Linked DNA regions of Mus musculus: region 2 is linked to region 1. The links are chromatin loops, found by intact Hi-C in ENCODE. Cell type or tissue: left cerebral cortex. All regions are shown on one strand.

The links. Peaks named below come from ENCODE experiments on the same cell type or tissue, not always from the same donor. Only the 100,000 strongest peaks of a DNase experiment are listed, where the experiment ranks them.
Region 2: a loop joins it to region 1, with 5 times the contacts of the local background. A loop is called at or near these places in 2 of 42 quality-filtered maps.

Annotation. Positions count from the first base shown.
Region 1 is chr4:78,093,354-78,101,353 of GRCm38, reverse strand. All of the region lies in intron 1 of Ptprd (protein tyrosine phosphatase, receptor type, D), which reads left to right. Among named protein-coding and RNA genes, the nearest start is that of B230208B08Rik, 110 kb to the left of the region's middle. In left cerebral cortex, no CTCF peak of the experiment used is centred here; a DNase peak (open chromatin) is centred at 3,618; H3K27ac peaks cover 1,140 bases.
Region 2 is chr4:77,640,297-77,648,296 of GRCm38, reverse strand. The region is part of intron 2 of Ptprd (protein tyrosine phosphatase, receptor type, D); the gene reads left to right. Among named protein-coding and RNA genes, the nearest start is that of Gm38646, 330 kb to the right of the region's middle. In left cerebral cortex, a CTCF peak has its summit at 3,663; DNase peaks (open chromatin) are centred at 60, 640 and 3,654; H3K27ac peaks cover 5,544 bases.

The DNA of each region.
Region 1 (8,000 bases):
ACTAATGTATTTGACAGTAAGACAGGACTTAAAATATTTAATCTAGGTTTTAATCTACCCTCCTGCACTGAGAATATACCATTTCAATTCTACTGTAAAGTGCTCACATGGTGTGCTCTCTCTCTCTCTCTCTCTCTCTCTCTCTCTCTCTCTCCCTCCTTCCTTTCCTCCTCCACCCACTCTATCTCTCTCCATCCATAAAGCTAAGGTTTAGAACTGTTGTTCTTTATTCATTTTTATATATTCTTTATTTGTTATTATTTATATAAAACTTTCAATGTAGATATATTGAATTAAACGATAAATCATCTATCCCAAGTAACATGTCCATTCCTGGCTCAGCAATTATCCTGCTGTTTCCTCTTGTCATTTGTATTCCCCCTTCTCCATTCCTTGTAATCATGTATGAATATGTTTATCCTTTTCACTCAGTGAAGAATACAATGTAAAACTCAACATACGGTAGATAAGATTTCAAAAGTAGCTTATGTATTTTGTAATGAAAATGTGTGCCACTATTCTACAAGCATCACTCTACTTATCTAAATTTTGTTCTCATCACAAAGAAACTGAAAATGGGTTTGTCTGGACGAGCTGAATCTGTAGGTTATATTCTCTTCCACTCAAACTCTTATGGCAAAGGCATATGTGGCTTAATTTTGAGAGATGGGGTCAGACATGGTGGATGGGAGGATGAGGGAGAGGTAGGAGAATAGTCTTTCTAGACTCCAAGACGGAGCCTTTCTATAAGCCACAGTCACCCCTTATATTTTTGTGCCCATACTGACACATTCAAGCAAAACTTGTTCCCCTAGAATGGAGAGAAAATATTCTTTAATCCCCCAGCCTATAGAATTATTTCATGAAAGACTAAATGTGCTGAAAGTGCACATATAAAATTCATTAGTTAACTCCAGAACTTATTGGCTCCAAGGTATAAGAATTACTTTCCTCATTGATTCACAGAATGCCCAAGTGAACAATTTAAGCAAGGGGAGCTTTACTTAGATTCACAGTGTAGGATATACAGTCCATGTCAGTTGACCTGAAGTGGCTGATTAGATGCCATGAGCAGTCAATAAGTAGAGAAAAAATGGAAATTACACATAACTCTTAAGACACAACTTCAGCAACCTTCTTCCTCTAAGGAAGTTCTGGTTGCTGGTTGCTAAAGTTTCTACAAACTTTTCAAACCTAGCCAGTTGAACAGCCAAGAGTTCAAACAGCCCTAGCCTGTAGGGACATTTGTCCATCAACTAGTAGAGTCAAAATTGCTAACATCATGCTTAAATTTTGTTTGTCATTAGTATATGTATATAAGTAAATATGTTAAATCAAATTACTCATTTTTTACTTCTTTTGGATCTATTGTATTTAAAAGTATTTGGTGAATGTTGAGACCTTGACAAGATGTTCTTACAGGTCTAAGAAATATCCCACATTAAAGTGCTAATGCTTGTCTCGACTCAGAAGAATAAACACGTTCATACCTAATTACAAAGAATTTACAAAGGGGAAATACAAATGACAAGAGGAAAGAGAAGTAGACAAGCTGAGCTAGAAGCAGACATATTACTGGGGATAGCTGATTTGTGGTTGATATCTATTCTGCCAAGGCAAGCAAGAAATATGCATGCTTGCTGAAGAACTCAGAAAGGCAATGTGAGTACTGATAAAATGAATCTCAGATGAAGTCCTGGTCACCAGTAAATCATAAAAATTCTTACTTGCTTCTATACATGAGCTTGTCAATCCTTGTATTCTGTCTTTCTGTCTAAAATTCTGGAAGATAAACTTTTATAAATCTCTACATGCTTCCCAACTACTATCATTTGCAAGGCCACTACTCTGATTTGACTTTTCAGCTGTGGTTAGAATGTGATGAAACATATTCATTAGTGTACATTAATTATACATGCACCAACCACAAAGCAGGTGTTTGGCTGTAAGAGGGGTGTTTAATCAGAACAAAAAATTGATTCTAAGTGGTATTTTACATTCTATCCTTATTTATGGGGTTCCTCCCAGAACATTAATGAAAATAAAATTTGAACACCTAGCACCTTTGGAGAAATGCTTTTTATAGACAAAGGCTAGTCTATTTGTACAAGAAATTGATTTATATTTGTATTTATATTTAACTTATATTTATATTTACATGTTGTTAAATATTTTAACAACTTTGTTTATTTTGACTGTGCTTAAAATAATCAAAGAGGAAAGTTGTAATACAGAAGCAAAATTTTATGAAGCGTGTAATTTACTAGATATGTAATATTGCATATAAGATTAAAAATATTTGTTGATTTTTCAAATTGAGTTTGCTCTTCTCAGCAAGTCATAGTTAATACTTTTAGGTTGTTAAATAAAAACAAGTTATAATAAAGGATGGCACGAATGTGGAAAAGAGAAGCCATTGCTCAATGCTGATGTGAGTGCAACGGGGGAAGCCACTAAGGAAATCACTGTGGAGTTCCTCAGAAAACTAAGAATAAAAACCCTATCTGATACCCTTATACTCTTTCTGCTCATAATTCCAAGGCACCTGTATCCTGTGAGAGATACTTTCACATCCTTGTTTATTGGTATTCTATTCTCAATTGTAAGAAATTGCAATCAGCCTTGATATCTATAAGTAGATAAATGGATAATCAAAAAGTGCTACATATATGCAATGGGTTTTTACTCACTGGTAAGAAATGAAAAAAATGAAAATTGTATCAAAATTATGTAAGTTGAAAGTATCATATACCCTTTGTGAGATAACACAGCCTGATAAGTTTTGTCATTTATATGTCAGTGTGTGTATGTTTTTATATAACATCAAACTAGAAGGATACTACCAGAGATAAATTAATATTTTGAGGTAGGGAGATTGTAACTCATGTGACATGAGACTCAAAAGGATTTTTGCAGATTGAAGAATATAAGTGAGCAAGGAGGTTACAGAGAAGGGTCCAGAAGGGTCAGCAGAGACAAGTTATGCTTTACAATGCTATATGTCAGATCTTGGGGGACCACCAAACAGACAGTACCCACCAGCTGATATGAGGCCCCCTACACATATACATAGAAGACTTCTGGGTCTGTGTTCATTCAGAGATGATGCACCTAACCCTCAAGAGACTGGAGGCCCCAAGGAGTATAGAGGTCAGATGGGGTGAGTGGTGGGGACATCCACATGGAGACAAGGGGTGGGGAGGAGATATGGGATATGTCACACTCAGATGGTGGATTGGGGGTAATAAAATATGGAATGTAAAAAAGAGATTAATTAAAAAAAATCACAAAAACATGCCATATGAAGCCTAGTGGATATACACTATTAAAATGTTAACAATTTATAAAGAAAAGGTTTCTTTCCCTAAAATATTTCTTGTAAGATTTGAAATTACCTGTCTTGCTGTTACCTTTAGACAGCACAGATTTCAAGCATTCTGACATAGGTAAGTAATAAGAATTTATTCTTCCCCAGAAAGTTCAAGTATTTTCAAATTATACCAGATGGTGTGGGATATTTTTAAAATGGCAAGCAGATTTTCTAGCATTCAATATAGAACTTCTCACAAGCTTCATATACATTGTGAATTATCAGATATGAGCTCAAACAAACAGGAAGCCTCTGGATATCCAGAACACAAAGCTGAGGACATTGTGCTCAAAATTGTACATCCTACTTTAGAGGAGTTGGCCATGCCATTGGTGTGCAAAGGATGGCTGCTTCAGGATTCTCTTAATGTTTGCATACCATAATGTAACTATTTTCTCTGATTCCCCTGCACTCAGGGTTTCAATGAGAAGAGGTGATGTAAGAGTAAGTTATATAGACTCCATCTTTAGCCAGATAAAGTCATGTACTATCTTCATCTGTGAATGCCTACTTTGTCCCTGACCTCAGAACATTATGACTGTTGGCATGTGAACATTCACCCATTCCCATACCACTAATAACATGCCCCTCTCTAATAATATGTAAGTTGAAAATCAAAACTGCAATTATACAGCACATAAGACTTAGTAACATGAAGATATTTACAATGATAGTGGCTGAATTCATTACAAAAGCTGTCTATAGCCCTTAATTGAATGTCCTATTATATATTTATAATATTAAAAGTTATAATATAATATATTTGTTCTCCTCAGAACAGTGCATATATGTTTAATTTGACATGTAGGGCATGGTACATTTCCCAAAGGGAATTCATAGATCATTTAGTTTGTGGACATGAGTTTTGAAGAAAATGAGATCGGAGTTTCTCTAATAACTTCTTCCACTGAAAAGAATGACCTAGATTTGCTGTATACTGCCAAAACTGTGAGAGGATATTTTTATATTGCCATTTTGTTCTCAAGATTTATCTAACTGTTTTCACCATGTGAAATTCCTTTCAAGTTCCTCTTTTTAAAATGTGGGAACACTGTTGAATTTGTAGTATCACAAAGATGGAAGCAAGCAGTAAGGAAGACTTAGTTGAATAAAAGGGATGAGAGCTCAGGTTTCTTCTTCTTTTTTTTTTTTTTTATTATGTATTTTCCTCTTAACCACGGATACCCCCTACTGCCAAATACAATACGTTAGCAAGGTGCAATCTTCAGCCACTTATCGTTATGTAGCAGCCAAGCATAGTTGTTTTATTAGTTTGAAATGTGTTTTGTTCATATAATTATAAAATTGCTTTATACATTTATTTTCCATGATTTTTATGGAAAATAGTACTAAGTCATCTCAAAAGAAAATTTAACATTAATAACCTTAACACATTTCCTTCTGAGTTGCTCATTTATATTTTACACATGAAACCTCTGTTTTATACACAAATTACAAATGGATGATTGTCATATAAGTGGTACTTAAATTATCTATCATAATTTTTTCTCCTTTGGATCTAATTAGTAAATATAAATGACTTCACCAATCTGTGTGACCACATGTAAAAAAGTATGCCATATTCTTCAAATCATTTATAAGTCTAGTGTTTGAAAGATATTGAGCCTTTGTCAGAGTTTATACAATTCATATTTTTCTTTGTATCAATACCCAAACTGAATAAATCATCAAGTAACCAGTAAAAACTTTTAAATTATTTTCCAGAATATATTATTTATTGGGATAGAGGGAAAGATATCAATTTGAAGTTACCGAATTCAAGTGCCTATATGAATTTTCAGTCTAATCCAAAGTAGTTGTAGAATTAACACACACACAGACACAGACACAGACACACAAAGACACACAGACACATACACACACACACATACAGAAACACACACAAGTTAATATAATGAACTTACAAGTTATCTCTAAAAGTCTCTAATTTAGAACCAACGAGGAATGCATTTGTTGTATTGTCGATTCAACCTGTTCATCCTAGCAAATCTTTATGTCACTATTAAACATGTATTTTAAGTCCTGTTTGTATGTACACAAAAGGAGAAATGCATTCATTAGGAATTCAATGTGAAGAATATTTTTAGCAATTGAATGTTCCAAATTGAAAATTAAAAGCCTTCCCTTTAATCTTTTAATTTTTTTAACAGTGAACTCTCCTACCATTACAGGTTAGAGAAGAATGTTAAATAAATGTGTATACCTTTGTAGCAATGAATACAGCTATAGTTATAAATACATAAGATATATCTGTACATTTCTATGTAAATATGGAAGTGATATACTAAAATATATTAAGTATAATATTAATGTGCTCTTAACAATTAATTCTGTTAACATTTTGTTCTTAAATATTCATTTGAAATTTTAAGAAATATAAGGATGAAATATATGAAGGCCATCATTTAAATGTGGAAACCCTAAACACTATGTATATATATATATATATATATATATATATATATATGTGTATATGTATAGTCTATATACATATATACCCACTCAATCTAAACACAAAAACCTACATGTATGCACTCTTAACACACACAAACATATACACACATACATATGCACATACACACCAACTTAACAGGTAAGATATTGTTAAGATGAAAATCTTACTATGAAAACAATGATATGTGTTTTCATATACAAAACCAAATAAGTATTTAGAAGTAAATTTCAGGTCAGATGCAGATATTTGCACCCAACCAATGTACAAAAGCTGCTGGCCCCTGTGGTTGAATTAGGGGAAAGCTGGAAGAAGCTGAAGGGGAGGGCAACATACACCAGCTGATATGTGCCCCGAACACATATACAGCAGAGGCCAGGTCTATGTTCAGTCAGTGAAGATGCATCTAACCCTCAAGATACTGGGAGCCCAGGGAGGTTAGAGGTCTGGTGGGGTGGTGCATGAGGGCGTGCATGGTGGGGACATCCTTGTAGAAACGGGGTGGGGAGGGTAGGGAGGACGATTGGGATGTGGAACAGTTGGAAGGTAGACCAGGAGGGGAATAAAATCTGAGTGTAAATAAATAAAAGTTTAATAAAAGAACATAGAGAAAAATATAGAATATTCATGAAATCATTTAAAAACATATTCAATTTTATATCACTTATGAAGACTAATCTTATTGTAATGTTCATCTATTCAAAGTTATTTACAAATATCATTTAATTCATGTCAAAATCTCTCTGGAATTTTATATGGAAAGAAAAAGAACAATTCAAAAATCTTTGTAGAACCAGTAATGATTCTGCATAGCCAAAACAGCATAATTAAATAACAGAGTCAACAACATTATGCTCCTTGGTATCAAAATGTTTATTTAAATGGCTACCATTACAGCAACATGTGGAGAACAGAAGAGTTGGTACAGAACTAAACCTAGACAATGGTTTTGGAACCAAAAACTGTTGGGATGGGATGCTGCTCCAGCCACTACAACTAGGGAAATCGGTACCGTAATCCAAAGAGACTATGCTGAACTTTAATTTTATTTCCAGCACAACAAAAAACACCAAATCTTATCAGAAGCGTAAATAGAATTCCTGAGGCCAGAAAACAAATACAAGAAAACATAGAAGAGGTTCAGGATTTTTATCTTGTAAAGAATTCCTTGTCTGTGGCATCAAAATTATAAGCAGTAAAAATTACTATAAATAAATTGAACTCTATGAAACTAAAATATTTGCACAGCAAATGAAGCTATCATCAGACTAAAAAGGCAATCTAAAAAGCAGAAAAAACATATTTACAAAGTGTATATGTTGTAAGAGCTTAGAATTTTTATGCTTCTTTTGAGAAGAATGGTAAGGTATGTATATATAAATATGCATAACATATATATATGCTTAACACAATGATTGGTGTAGATTTCATAAATATTCATTTTATGTCTTTACACTGAAATTTCTTAACTTGTTCTATATACATATGTTATAAAAATTTATATTTAAGTTGTTAAAAGACACAGAATATATAGACAGTGTGTCACTGATTCACAAACCTCAAGACTAGGATGGACGCATGTTTTATTACTCCCAGTGTGTCCTCTGTCCCTTCCAGGACATAGCTTCATTTCTATTATTTTGTGGTTAGATAATTGTTAGTTTTATTACTTTGCTCATATTTCACTCAGGTGCCCTGGGCTACGCTGAATTTAAAGTGATCCTCAAAATATTAATGATTTAACTTTAGTTTACCAGTTCTGCAGAATTCACATTCCAACTTGGCTTTCATGAAAAGCACATATCCTTAACCACCACCACCATAGTGAGGTGAGGATACTGTATAAGACCACCGCAATGAGGCAAGGACATTGTATAACATACACTAGCATGTGAGGGTTCAGTGGAGGAAAACACATTGCTTACAGTTTACACTGTTGTTGTCAAGTCAATAGAAAATGCATCAAAGAAGCTGATTTAATTCATGACCTTTAACAAAGGTTCCTTTAGTTACCCACCTGCAAATCTGCTCCTTAAAGAAAGTCCTTCTTATCCCATGATTCCCCCCACATTCACTTCACTTTCATCAAAACATTTCACTGGCTTATGGATTTCTACTTTGCAGAAAATAATCTTAATGACATTTACATTTTTATTT
Region 2 (8,000 bases), 450 kb after region 1:
GAAAGGACTGCCTTTGAGAAAAGTCATGCACAAGCAGATGAAGCGTGACTAACTGCTTCACTCCAGAGGGATCCTTAAGTGTAAATATTGTGCCACTTTAAGTAAATACACAGGCTTGCTGTAAAAGCCCCCGCCCTAAAGTATGAAGTTGTTGCTAGAGTGTTTACAAGTAGCAATACTAGACATATTCACACATACACACACACACACACACACACACACACACACACACACACACACACACACACCAGAGGGGAGAGAGAGGGGGGGAGGGATAAAGAGACTTTATATAAAATCTACCGTACATGATGTAGGTTCTCCCCACCTTATTAATAGTATCTTGGGGATCTCTCTAGAGCTACAGACTTACTGTGAAAACACAGAGTGGCCCCAGAACACTGTAAAGTTGCTAGTTCTTCACTTTAAAATGTTTTTCTTATAAAAATGTTAGCATTGACCCTGAAGTTTCTGCAGCATTACGTCATCTGGCATATTACAAAAGGGAAGAGCCCGACTAAATGTGGAAAGCAGAGCAGATGCGAAGCATGCGCTGAGCTCCCATGTAGGGCAGCAACTTTGCTTTTGTCATTCCTCTTCCCCCAGGGAAGCAGTCTTCTTTTAATCCAGTTCAGACTGTTCTAAGGCAGCAACTATTTCTGAAAGTGTTGAACATGCAGAGCCAAACTTTCTAAGTATGGGGTACAGGAGGCAGGAAAAACATGATGTATTCTTAAAACCCAGGAAAAAGGAGGAGGCCATACTAGGTGATTGCACAGAGGCCTCCCAGGCCTCTGTTCCATGGTGCTCCCCACACACCTGGGGGAGTAGTGTGATGTGACTCTGTGCTTGCCAATGACATCACCACTTTCTCTACAGATCTTTACTTTTCTTATGTCTACCATGCTACTTTTATATGTTCTTCAAACTTGTTCTCAGACTTGTTCTTGCGTATGCTGTCCATGGTCAGAGCCCACAGCTGCCCTTTAAACTCATGGAACATCTCTGTGATCACTCAAAACTATCCCAGCTGATCATCTCTCCATCAAATTGCTGGTTCTTTGTTGTTCTTTACTTATATTGATTCCCATTAAAAATCAGGTTGAAGAGGTTTCCTTTAATGTAATCTGTTGGCCTTTAAGTGAAAGGAACTCTTGGAAACAGAACTTACTTGCAGGAGATGTGACAATTAATGTAGGCTCTTTTGCCCCTAAGTACAAAGATCTGAGGTATAAGAGAGTTGCATACATGAAATGAAGATTTTCAGAAACTCCTTCCTTGCCAATATAAATTTTGATGGTCTAATTCCTGCCCTCCTATTGAAAATTTTTTCCACATGCTTTCAGTGATATTTAATGGTGAGGATTAATGAAGAAGATGATGCATATCAGTTGGGAACCAATACTAGACTTGACCTATGAAATTAAAATGGAAACAAAGCAGAATCAATGAAGAGACAAGCAAGAATAAAGGTGGACCAAGTGCATCTTGCCTAAAGAGAAGGCTGGACCCACAGGTCAAGGTGGCATGAGAAGATAGCCGAAACATCTTTATATCTAATGTTGCTAACTAGCAAGGAGCAGAACACTGACTCGACCTGTCAGAGACTGCAGGATCAAGAGTTCTTTTTGGCTAGGAGCATGAAAATTGTAAGAGCATAAGAAGAAAGACCAGAAATTCAAAATAAACAGCTCAAAGAACAAGAGGGCTGAGGCTAAAAGGAATGTAAAACAAAGGTCAAAAGCCAGAACACAGCAACTTAGTAGAAAATACAGTCGAAAAAAATATATATGTCAATGGTCTCCCTCACAGGAAAGCTTTTATGTTCTTTGTATCAACGAATAGAAGGCGAGATTTAAGTGTAGAGATAATACACAGCTTGCAGGCAGCTAATGCTTCACTTGGAAACTGGGAACTCTACCTGACTGTGATGGGAACCATCCGAAATGAAGATAGGTTGGCAGTTCTGCTGAGAAAGCATGCAGTTATTAGGATATGGGGTGGTGGTAAAGAGATAACATTTCCGTGCTAGACATTGCCACTGTCTTAGTTCATGTGACCTTGCTTTTAATAATTACGAGCTCAGGAGGAATCTGGTGAAGGTGGTGGGCTGTGGTTAAGTAAAGAGAACAGAATTGCCTGTGGGCACTCAGATGTTATATCTGGCTCTCAGAACCAAATAAACAGGTTAATGATGTGGGAATGTAACTAAGTTCCCCAATGCAATCCTCTGTACTTACAGCACAGTGACTTACACAGGGGTGTCCCTCCATTTTGTTCTCATCTGCAGACACTGTAATTGCTTCCTTAGCTAGCCACACTCAATTTTTAGTTTATAGTCAACAAATACTCAGCCTTTATTCGTGCTAGTTCATAAGGAACATTTTTATAATAAGCAGAGCAAAGGGTATTTGAGTAGTAACATATCTAGGGACAATAGTATCCCATGGCACTTAAAATTAAATTATAAATTTTGTTTTCTGTCTATATTATAGTTTAGATATCTACAGTTGTTGCTGGGATGTGTTAAAAAAAAAAGGCTATATGGTAGGTGAAGTGGGATCTTAAGATTTACATGTTTTCTAGGATATCCATTTAAAATAAAGAAGACTTAACTTGCCTTCAGCATAAGCACTACCCAGAATAACATCATCTTCTTGATGGTCTTCCTAATTGAGCAGGGAGTACGGGCTGCTCCCTAAATGCAATTGCCACAATATCATTTCTGATAAATGGTGCATATTTGATTACATTTATTTTTTCTCTTACACAATTGAAAATAAGTAAGGGGCACACTATTAAACATATTTCTGAGAAAAAACAAAAAAGCATTCTGAGGAATTTTTGCTTCACACTTACAGGTCTCCATTTTAATCTTCAGATTCATGCAATTAATAAAGTCATTTTAAAATAATCAGAAACTTTGCATATTTTCCAAATCCTATTTTTTTTTTTTTTGATGCTGGAGCTGTAACAACATTTTCTTATGTTCCTTGTTGAAATCTAACAAACTTGACTACTGTAATAACTTAAATTGCAAGGGGACATGTAGGCACATGCAAGCAGACATGCAGCATGTGCCTACATGTCCAGGACTGGGGAGGAACTGGAGACAGAAGGAATCAAACTTTGATGAAAAAAGGTGATTTTAACGTCAGCCTGAGCTAGATAGAGAGACTAAAAACTAACAAAAAGAAGTCTAAAATATTAAAATATAATTCATTATAACAGAAAACTTAAAAACAAAAATTCTAATGCAAAAGACTGAGAATCTATTACATTAAATAAAAGCATAAACATCATAAATATGGGCTTTAGCATCCGGCTCATTAGTGCCAAGTGTAAACTTGTTATCTAAGGATTAGCAAACAATCCAGCTACTAAGGACTTTTATGCAACATTCACAATTTAGGTTATTTGGCAACAAAATATCATATTGTGGGAAGGATCTATTCACTAGTACTGAAATGCTGTTTTCTTGCACTTAGAAAGAAAAAGGTACAATTGGCAGAGTCACATTTCCTCAATCTCACTTAGCAAACCTCATAAAATAGAAACATAAACAAAATATATAATGCACTTGTAATTCTTAACCCAGTAAATGAAATAAGTTTCTTTTAGAAATAATGTACAGTACATGAGCATTTCTTGAACAACAGCACAGACTATTGGCCACTGGTTTGCAGCAACTGTTGGATATGTTCTGTGTTGTCTAAGGTAATCTAGAAATTACATTAAATAAGTCACATATTTAAGTGGTAATTTTGGCAATCTCATTCCATTAATAAATTTAATAGTAATTAACCAAGCCACTTATCAATTGTATTTGCCCATTTTCCAAGCTTCTAAGAAGTCATTTTAAAAATTATTAGTGAAAAAATACTTCAGCCAAGAACTGAAGGATGTCCTGAGATGGGCATCCTGTGCATCTGTATTGTTGCTTTTAACATTACGCTGATTCTAATCCCCAGCAGGCACTTATTTTCTCTGTTAGTTATCACACAGAAAAGCTGAGATAATACTATGACTATATTTTGTGAATGCCAGCTGACTTTTCTAAGACTATGTATATAAATTCACTTTATGACTATCCACTAATATTTAAATGTTAGATGTCTTATTCTTTTTCTTTGAGTCAGCACAACTGTTTAATCTTATCTTCATAACACTATTATTCAATTTTTTTCAGTCCAGTCATTATCCTTGTCAAGCCTCTTACTGTTCCTCATTCCATACCTCTACCACTGTCTCTATCTAACAGGATGTTCCTACCCCACACACACCAAACCTCCCCCCTCCCTGGGACTCGTGTCTTTCTAGGATTAGGTGCCTCTTCTCTCACAGACAGTCCTCTACTGTATATGGTTTGGGAGCCTCATATCAGCTAGTATATGCTGTCTGGTTGGCGCCTCCGTGTCTGAGAGCTCTCAGGGGTACAGGTTAGTTGAGACTGCTGGTCTTCCTATGGGGTCACCCTCCTCCTCAGTTTCTTCCAGCTTTCCCCTATTTCAACCACAGGGGTCAAAAGCTTCTCTCCATTGGTTGGCTGTAAGTATCTGCATCTGACTTTTTCAGCTACTTGTTGGGCCTCTCAGAGGGCAGCCACGCTAGGATCCTGTTTGTAACCACAAAATAGCATCAGTAATATTGCCAGGCTTTGGTGCCTCCCATTGTGATGGATCCCAGTTTGGGCCACTCATCGGACTTCCTTTCCCTCAAGCTCTTCTCCATTTTTGTCCCTGTTCTTTTAGACAGGAACAATCTGTATCAGAGTTTTTAACTGTGTGATGGCAATACCATCCCTCCACTTGATGCCATATCTTTCTACCGGTGGCAGACTCTATCAGTTACCTTTCCCCAGTGTAGGGCATTTCATCCAAGGTCCCTTCCTTCGAGTACTGAGAGTCTTTCACCTCCCAGGTCTCTTCTACATTGTATAGGGTCCCCCCACCTCCTACCTCTGGTAGTTCCCTGTTTCCATTCTTTCTGCTGCCCTCAAGGCTTTAGTACTGTCTCCCTCCACAACACCTGATCATGTTCCTATTTTCCCCTCCCTGTCCTGTCTCCTACACAAGTCCCTCCCTCTGCCCCCTGTCATTGTTTTCTTTTCCCTCCCAAGTGGGATTAAGGTATCCTCAGTTATGCTCTAGATTCAATATAAACAATTTAAGCAGTAATTTCATATTACTTACTTAATTACTTATTAAATTATTTAGTTTGAGGAAATTTTCATAATATGATTTCTATATTCTAATTTTTATTATTTATTTATATATAAATATTTCACTATATATCCTCCTTATTACTCAAACATTACATATCATGTTATGAAGACTTTCTTAGATATATATTTTTTTGTTCTAGCACACACAATTCTGCTCTGTTAGGGCTGTCTTAATGGTCAAAAGGTATACTTCTACTAACTTTCCCTTCATTTCTGGGGCTAACTATCTCACTTTCATCTTAAGTGTTCTCTGAAGAGACATCAGTGTTTGTAAAAGGAAAAGAAAAAGAAAGAAAAGGATCGGATACTTTGTTTCTGTTTCACAAATTATAAAATATAACAAGTAATCGAAACAGAAAATATAATGGAAATCACCACTGCCCTTTCTTGTGATCAAAATGCAGCTATTTATTGCCAATGCATGCATGTGGATCAGACCAGAATGAAGAAAGATGGTTCTTCAGTGGTGTCTCCAATCTTACTTAAGATTCCTCCCGAAGGCCCTCATTCCATCTTATCTGGTCTCCTTACCATTTGTGGCTATCCAAATAAATCACACCATCACATTTTTATTGTGTGATAACATAAGACATTATGAATCGCAAATCTCATGTCTTAGAAATTTAATTTCAGTTATGCAGGAACACTTTGAAAACAGAATGATTGTGTGTGGGTTCCTCATACTGATTTTACTTGGAAGTTGCTGGTTGTGTGAAGTAATTTGGAACCTAAGTCCCTCAGAGAACTAGGATCAAAATGTCTGTTCTTCTGGGTATGTGGAATCAGGTAGGTGTACATCAACACATGAATGGAAAACAAAAAATGTTAGTACATGTGTATGTGGAATTGTACTCAGCTGAACTTTTTGTCTAAAAATGTATAAAAGACCAGAAAAAAGAAATATAGTTGTTTGTTGAATGGTTGGCTTGGGGAGCTTTGCCCCATCCATCCATCCATCCATCCATCCATCCAAATGCATATATCTGTTTCTCTACATGTTTGTGTGTAGAGTGTATGTATGTATATATATACATATGTGTGTATGTATATGTATGTAACCATGCATGAATACTTGTTGAATTGATTGTGACAGATGGCTGGACCTGGTCAGAGTGTGTGTGTATGAATATTTCAATATGTGTATATGTCTGTGCATATTTGCGTGTATGTGGAATCTTAATGCTTCTCCTTTCCTTCCTCTCTGGTTCCTGAAGAGTTAAGCAGCTTGTCCAGAGCAGCTTCTGGCTTATTCACCAAAACCGAAAAGGAGCAGCAGTATTAACTCTTTTCTCTTAGTTCCCTGCTTCTCAGCAGTATGCATTCATTACCAGATATTAGCGTTTATTTAAGCAAGTAATAAAGAGTTAAGATTTTAGTGCTTAATGAAGCACAGAATAGTAAGAAAGAGTTAAATTTCCCTAGCTCTTATTTAAGCAAAAAGAGTGAAATAAAGCAGAGATTTATAATATTTAATAAAGCACAGAGTTAAAGAGAAAAGAAGCTAGTGTTTTTTTAACCATAGAATAAGTAAGACAGTTTTTAGAATGTTTTAAATGGTATCAGCAAGTGCTCAGTATAGTGAGAGAGATAGAAGGCCATGGACCATCAGTCTTTAAAGCAAATTCCAACATTATGTCCCAGTTCAAGCCCATTCCAGTCTGGGCAAGATCCCGGCAGTTTTGTTTCAAAGTTTGAAGTATTTTAATACAATCATTTTTGCTCACATTGCATTAGTCTTGTCTGTTAATGTAGAGGGAGTTTTGTTTTTCCTTTTGTATTTGAGAGACTATGTATAATTTCACTGTTTCTCTCTTCCCTCTCCTCCCTCCAAACCCTCCATACATCCTTTGTTGCTCTCTTTCTAGTTCATTGATTCTTTATTCATTGCTTTTATACAATATATTTCCAGAACTTTATTTTCCCTTCCTGAATTGCTCCCAAACTCCCATTTACCTATTTTTTGAGAGGAAAGATATCAAGTGGGGCTCCAGAACAATCTTGAATAATGTCCATATTAAGCAAAGCGATGATGTCTTACAAACTTAATTTATGTTTGCTAGAACATGTCACTGAGCTTTTACAGTTCTGGATAAGAATGTAGCATCACATTATACGGTGTAAGGTTGTATGCATGGAGGTAGCTTGCTCTTGCCATGTTTCTGAGTTTAGCACACCTACAGAGAAGTTTGTGCACACTCAGATTCTGTGCAAGACACACACTCAGGCTTCCTGCTGTTCCTTTTTCTCTCATCTGGGAATCTCTATTTTCTCTATTTGATTGTTCACAAATAGAATCTTCTCCATTAAGTTCCTTCATGAGTATTAACATACTAGTGGTCCTGCTAATATTTCTGACCGCTACTTATTGCCTGAGCCTATGGTAATGATATCAACATCGGTGCAAAGTTAATATATATACCCATGATTGAGCAGGAAGGCATCCTGTGCTGTTCTATAAAAAGCTTTCTTTAATATATCTGGCAATCTAAGATGCTTGAATAGATAGCATTTAATAGGTTAATCAACCTTGAAGATCTAACCTTGTCTCTTCATGCTGATCCCTCAGAAGTGTTTGGTAGTGGGACTAGCTTGAATTATATCAGTAAAATGACCCGGTGCCAGGTGCACAGGTGAAAAGGGGGTTAAATTTGCACTTATCTTTTATGTGCCCACAGGGCCTTATTTGCTGGTGTTTGAATCTCTGTGAAAAGCACTAGGAAGTCTAAGCATTTTGCTGCCTCTGCTCTAGCGATCCCGTGAGGGTATTGCCCTGTGTCTT